Linked DNA regions of Homo sapiens: region 2 is linked to region 1. Evidence: chromatin contacts called from ENCODE Hi-C or POLR2A ChIA-PET data. All regions are on one chromosome and are shown on one strand. The core of a region is the stretch at or near the end of the contact, and the rest is flanking DNA. Distances in the headings are between cores, read along the strand shown.

Evidence for each region. Hi-C counts contacts between places; a loop is a spot of excess contacts on that map. ChIA-PET counts read pairs that join two places held with the same protein, here RNA polymerase II (POLR2A). Pooled maps may share reads with other maps.
Region 2: a loop to region 1 is called in a pooled map, with 3 times the contacts of the local background. The contact joins two enhancer-like sites. A Hi-C loop is called at or near these places in 1 of 50 pooled maps. POLR2A ChIA-PET finds 5 or more read pairs at or near these places in 4 of 52 experiments (MCF 10A, Panc1, activated CD8-positive, alpha-beta memory T cell and 1 more).

What each region holds. Positions count from the first base shown.
Region 1 is chr17:57,368,751-57,371,982 of GRCh38, forward strand. The region is part of intron 5 of MSI2 (musashi RNA binding protein 2); the gene reads left to right. Among named protein-coding and RNA genes, the nearest start is that of MSI2, 110 kb to the left of the region's middle. Within about 2 kb of position 1,446, at least 6 of the 41 ENCODE cell types and tissues checked have a DNase peak (open chromatin) inside an H3K27ac peak, as active enhancers do.
Region 2 is chr17:57,866,708-57,870,051 of GRCh38, forward strand. It overlaps CUEDC1 (CUE domain containing 1), which reads right to left. Exons shown (of 11, transcript NM_001271875.2): 7 at 2,415-2,486; 8 at 1,443-1,536; 9 at 650-708. Among named protein-coding and RNA genes, the nearest start is that of MRPS23, 18 kb to the left of the region's middle. RefSeq lists enhancers at 1,207-2,406, 1,420-1,509, 1,924-2,564. Within about 2 kb of position 1,809, at least 31 of the 41 ENCODE cell types and tissues checked have a DNase peak (open chromatin) inside an H3K27ac peak, as active enhancers do.

The DNA of each region.
Region 1 (3,232 bases), core at 196-2,695:
AGGTAGGCAGAGCTCTAGGGGTAGATAACAGGTGCTTGTGAGTGAGCTGGAGAGGAGATTGTCAGGGAAGGCTTTCAAGACAAGTGGTTTTCTTACCTCGGTTTTGAAGGATGAATAGAAGTTTACCAGAGAGACAAGGAAGGAAAAAGCATTCTAGAAGGAAGGAACGGCATGCCTGAAATATCAGTGTGTCAGCTTTTCCTCCCCAGTCTGTGGGGGTCAGAAATAGGGTCACCCTGGCCTCACCATGAGATTTTTTTCTACTGGGAATTTCCAAAATAGGCTGCATCTCAGAGTCATTTGGTGAGGTTTATGGAAATACTGGTGAAGCTAGTTCCCAGGTGTGCTTTGCTCTACTGATGGTTGGTAGCATTGTTTACCTCTGGTGGTGGGAATGACAGGGTGCTGTTTGTACCATTTTCGGTTCTTTTGTTGAGAGTGACGTCACAGTTGTCCTGCAGCAAGCCAGGGTTATGCCACCCTGTCAGCTATGCCAGAATGGCAGCAGGTGTCACTGGACACATACCATTCCTTCTTTACACCATCTATCAACCTACAGTGGGGAAAGGGGCAAGAATACAGCATAATGAGAGGGGCAGCCAGTTGTAGCTCGGGGACCTTGGATTCTAAGCAGCATGACCTTGGGAAGGGTCTTGAGTCTTTGAGCCTGTTTGTCCTCTTAGGAATAAAGCAGGTTGGACAGACCTTACTTAATAGGCATGCTTAAATCTGCCAGGGAAAGGGACCCTCCTGTTGATGAATAATTCATTCTGGTTTTGTTCCTAGAAAGTATTCCATGGGGCACACACTTTCTCAGCTGCTCTTGGTTTTGCAAAGGAAGATACTGACATGTTCAGATTAAGAAATCGTAAAGCTTCTGAACTACTAAGGAAGGGAAAAGAGGGGCCCAGGGCCCACATGTGTGCCAGGTGCTGATCTGAGGGTTTTTTGTGACTCATCTCATTTAATGGTCACGCTGTTCCTGTGAGTAAAAGCTGTCATCCCATTTTATAGATGAAGAAACAGAGGCACAGAGAGGTTACCTTAATTTGCCCAAGGTCACACAGAATCCTGGTGTTCAGGCCTCATGCCTTCTGTTCTTAACTCCATATCCTGTGTCCCTGGGAAAGGAAGGGGCCATAGTCTGGAGTGGTTTCCAGGAGAAAAGAGCCAGAGTAATCTCTGCTCTTCATTTCTTAACAAGAATAGAAGACAGAATAAAGGGCACAGGGATAAAGGATTGTTAACCAGACTGGCAAATCAGTAGACTAATTAAAAATCAAACACCTTAAAACACTGTCGCTGGGTTAATTGTAAACCAACAATGAAACGTTAAAATTTGCCCAGCCCATGAGTTTGAATGATTAACTGAGTGAGTTAATTTCAAGCCATTGGTTTGAGTAGCCGTGAAAGCTGAGGTTAGTGGAAGGGGAATCTGTGTGTTCTTTCCTGCCCAGGCCTGCCCTGGTGCCTAAGGTCTTGTGATTGTTGCTGCTGTTTGCGTTTTTAATCGAAATATCTTAAACATTTAGGCAGAACCTCACAAATGCAGCTAGATTGTGGAAAAGGACAGTGTGAATCAGCAAAGAGTAGGATTACGTATATCTTTCCAAATAGAAGAAATGCCATTCTGTTTTGCAATATCACAGAGTCCTGGTAGCAAGAAAGGGCCCTTTGGAAAGGCCTTTTGCCTTCCAGTGTTTGACCCAAGGCTGCTGTCCCATCTGTGGCCTCTGTTGCTCTCTCATGTTCTTTTCTGCCCAGAGACCAGGTCTGGGGGTGTTATCAGGAGTTAGTCCTAAGACTGGAATGAGACTCCTGGGATTCAATGATGGCCAGTTGACCACAAGATGTTTCTGTTAGGTTTTAAGTTGAGATTCTGCTACGCCTGCTTTGATGGCTAGGTAACACTCCTCAGCACCAGGTGATGGATTTAACCTCTGTGAGCTGTGTTTCTAACCTGACTGGGCCCAGGGATCATGCTGGGAAAGTTATGGACCCTTTACCCAGAGACTTGCGCTACAACACAGCCACATACAGCTTTGCACTGAGGGTCAGGATGCACAGATCCCTGGTGCTCAGACATGAATGGCCTTATTAGAGTGAAGAAACCCTGTGTTGAAGTCACCAAACAGCTGGACTTTAAATGTTAATGTTAATATTTCACTGTGACTTATATAGCATTTTATTTTTTCCAGAGTTCCTTACAAGACAATCTGATTTGATCCGCAGGAGAATCCTGTAAGGTCAATTATATAGTCGCTCTTTTATATATGACGCATGCAGTAGGCTCAGTATCTTCCCTGAGTGTTGCTGTTTTCTTGTTAATTTGCTAAATGGGCTTTTAAAAAGGAGATAAATGTAAATTTCAGCCCCGTAAAATAGATACATCTCAAATGCTCGTGACTCAAATTAATTAATTAAAAAACAGAATAAAACACCACTCCAGCCACAAAACATGGCAAGGTTGTAATGTTTATTCCATTCAGCCAGTTGATGGGGTAAAATTACGAGATTGGTCTGTGATAAAAATGTTTTTAACTCCAACTTAGACGTTTACAGAAAGGAGAGACTTGGGCAGTTTGTTTATTTAGAACATTGATTACTGCTTCTGCCATGTTCCTCCAATCACAAACACTTGGGAAAATTTTGGAAAACTGCAAGAACTAAGTAAAAATCCCCCCAACGCCACTATTTACCATTCAGAGATAACTGCTATGAACATTTCGGTACATTTTTTTCTGTCCTTTTTCATGGCAAAAAAAAAAAAGGGCAAAAAATTATATAGAGACACAGGTATACACACACACACACACACACAAATCATTGGCTAACCTGCCTTTATAACTTTATCATATTTTCCTCATTCACTGTTTTTATGTTGTGGTTTTTATTGTCTATGTGGTGTTGTGACTTACAATTATACTTTATTTGACCAAAGCCTGTTATTGAATAGTTAGCTGGTTAGTGATTTATTATTATTATTATAAGTAACATTGTGGAATATCCTTGTACATAACCCCTTAGCAACATCTCTGATCACTTCCTTAATATGTTTACCTAGAAGTGGAATTTTGGGGTTAAAGGCTATGGATATTTTGAAGGAGATTTTACATATAAATATATATGAAAAATATATAAAGGAGCTTATATATATGAGATATATAATCTCCTTTACAATATCAAAAAATTTGTAATATATATACTTATATATAATCTCTTAAAATTTTTT
Region 2 (3,344 bases), core at 559-3,058, 500 kb after region 1:
CAGCAGGACACTCAGGTGCTGGCCAGGGTCCACCACTGAGCTCTGAGACCTTGGACAAGTTCTCCCCTCGTCTTTGGGCCTCAAATTTCCTCATCTATAAAATGGGATGGAAAAGCTGGACTATCTAGATGACCTCTGAGGCCCTTCCAGTCCTTGTTTCTGGATGCCTCCTGACCCTCGAATGTGGCATGAGGATCAGGGTTCAGCTGCGGGCCCAGGAGGGTCTGAGGCAGAGTCTTCTGGCCCACGTGGCCTTTGGAAGGGACTGGGTGAAAGTTGAGAAGCCTCTGGGCCCACAGACTGAAGCTGCCCAGTGCTTGGTTCTCAGGCCGAGGGTCCCCCATGGGGGCAGGCCTGTCTGCCACCTCACACCCAAAAGAATATTCCCCAGAAACAGTACCTGGCACTTCATGCTACAGGTACACATCTAGGTGGAAGTAGGGCTAGGGCCCCTTTTCAGGGGTTGCAGAAAGGGGGAAGCAATGTCGACCAAGTCAGGGGGATCCATATCTTTGGGTCACCTGCCCACCAACCCTCAGTGTGTTCCTCCAGGGGACAGGGCGGGTGCTCCCATGAAACACCCAGGAACTCCGCTGGGAGATCACCGATCATAGAGAAGTTGGAGCTTACGACTCCCCTCCAGCCTCACCACACGCGTGGCCCTCCACATCATCCAGGAGGTTGGCTGTTGACGCGGCAGCCCCCAGCCTGCCAGGCCATTCAGGAAAACCGTCCCAGGGATGAGGGGACACTGCCCTAGTCCTCCCAGTCCCACTGACTCTCTGCCCCACCCCTCAAAGCTCTGGAGGTACCTGACACACCCACCTGACCCCCCACACCCTTAGTACTGTCCCCCAGGCTCATTTTCCTGAGGTCAGTGGTATGGCCAGGCCCTGACACTCTCGCCCAGCTTACATCTCTGGGGATGGAGAAACAGCTTCCTCCCTGTTTCCCTCTGGCTGCTGAGCCTCTGCTATCCTAGGCCCTGTTTGAGAAGCATGAATAGGAGTTCTGATAAAAAGGTGGAAAGCCGTATTTCTACTCGAGGAAGGGAGGGCCAACATGCTTGGAGTGAGGAGGACTCGTGCACCAGTTCAACTAGAGAAATGAAGGGAAGGTTTGATATTGATGGAAGAACCACTTTTTCTCCCAAGAAGTACATAACCTCAGACCAAAAAAAAAGTTAATAGGACAACTTCTGGGCCTACAGAAGGGAGACAGGAGCTGCTGCCCTGCTCCCTAGGCCTGGTCCCTGGTTGGCAACGAGAGACGGGCAGTGGACTGGTGGCCAAGCTCATGGAGGAGAGGGGAGGAGGAAGGGAAGGCCACAGAGCCGGGTTCCACTCCCAGGGGAGGGCACAGCTGCAGGGAGTCCAACAGGGGTCTTGCTCCATGGCCCTTGGCTTCCACCACCCCCACCAGTGCCAGGCTGGAAAGGATACGACTGATGCTTCAACAAGTGTTTCCTCTTTGACTTCCTCATTTTGGTCTTCTCTGAGAAGGCTCGGGCAAGTTCAAACAGTTTCCTCCGGGTGGCTGGGGGCAGAGAGACCTGTGAGTCATTCTCTCAGCAGCCAGCACACCAGATGGCCTCCTCCCAGGTGTGGGAAAGGCCAGGGGAGGACCAAGGCCCCCCGGAGAGGGAGCAGGGGGCAGGCAAGGGTGGGAGCTGAGGAGGGAGAGATGACAGGAATCGCAGACCCCTGAGGACGCCACCCCAGGAGCAAGAGGCTACATCCTGGGTCAGCCTGCAGGGGCAGCACAGGACACCCTGAGCCAGGCCCAGGGACCGCAGGCGGCTCAAGATCCAAGTATTCCCTCCCCAGCTGCAACACACTGCAACGCATCTTGGCTCGCTTTCCCGCCGCCACCGCCTTCCCGCCCCTCCCCTAGCCACCTCCAAAGTTGGTTCTGGGATTTCCATGACTAATCCGAGATTTTCCTTGAAATGGAGCCTGAAAGGATCGCAGCCTCATTCACACATGGCTGTGGGTCTGTGTGGCGGGGAGGTGAGGGGGAGGGAAGGGGGCATTCAAGGCTGGTAGGACTTTGTGGAAAGAGGTCCCCCACCCCCACAGAGGCTTAGCAAGGGCCTCTCTGTGCAGTCAGCTCCGGCCAAGCCTCCTCGAGCCACAGAGAACGTGAACATGAGGATTGCGGTGAGGGCATGTGTGGCACGTTATTTTTCTGCAGACATCTGGCTCAAGAGGATTTAAAACTTAATTTGTATCTAGACTCAGCTGTAGAGGGAAGTGAGGCAGGAAGGCTGAGGGAGCCAGCCTGCGATGAAAATGTCACTGGTTCACCAAGAGTCAGCTGCATTACATGTGCTGAGGGGCTCCCTCACTCCTGGGAGGCCACAGGGCCTGTCTCAGAAAAGCTGGGGAGGGAAGCGGGGCCTGAGTGGGACTCACACTTTCCCATGTGTTTCAGCTTGTCCCTGAATAAGGCATCTTCAGACACAGCGGGGTTGGCGTCGCCAGTTCCTGGAAGGAGACACCTGCTGAAGGCCGGCCACCGTGGCCAGCCATGGCCGCTGTCCCAGCCCTACCCACCCATCTGAGGACAAATGCAAAGAAAGAGCAGGCTTCTTCCCTGGCCAGAAGGGAGTTTAAAGCAAGGAGGATGTGGAGTTCCAGGAGCTCCTCTTTCCCCTTGTGGACTTTGTTTCCTCCTCTGTAAAAATGGGGAGGGTTCAGCGGTCTACTGTGTGTGCAGACAGCCAGCTCGTGTGTGCTCCCAACTGTCCACGCCTCTGACCAACTCCATGTTTCATGACATCACCTTGGTAGCTTGGGAGTATTTCCACCATGGAGGTCACCAAGCACTACATATCAGGCTCCCGCTGCACCCAGAGTTGGCTGTGAAACATTCACCAGCACACCAGGGGCCTCCTGCACCCCGACATTCATGTGACAGTCAAATGAGGTGCTGGCTCAGAGCCGGCATTCACCTGTAGCAAGTCCCTTGTCCTTCCTGCCAGGTAAGCCCATCCATTGCTCCCTCCCAGCCACAGGGTTTCTGGCTATTAGACAATGAGTAGGAATAGAATGGGACTAGTCCTGGAGTCAGAACCCCACCGGCCACCCAGAGTCTCCCGGGCTCGCTCAGCATCCACTTGGGTTTTTTGCTGGTTTCTGAAGCCCCTGCTCTCTGTCCTGCAACTTGGTTAATCCCCAGTCACCTTGCCTGCTAAGTCCCCTTTGAGTCATTCTGATCCATCTCAGCAGCCCCGGTATCTCTAGTTAATTCAGGATCAAGGACAAGAGGCTCCTGCTTAAAACTCCCAGCTGCACATCTGCTGAGCCCTAAGCTCCCAGCCTGCTGCTTATGAGTCAGTTCCA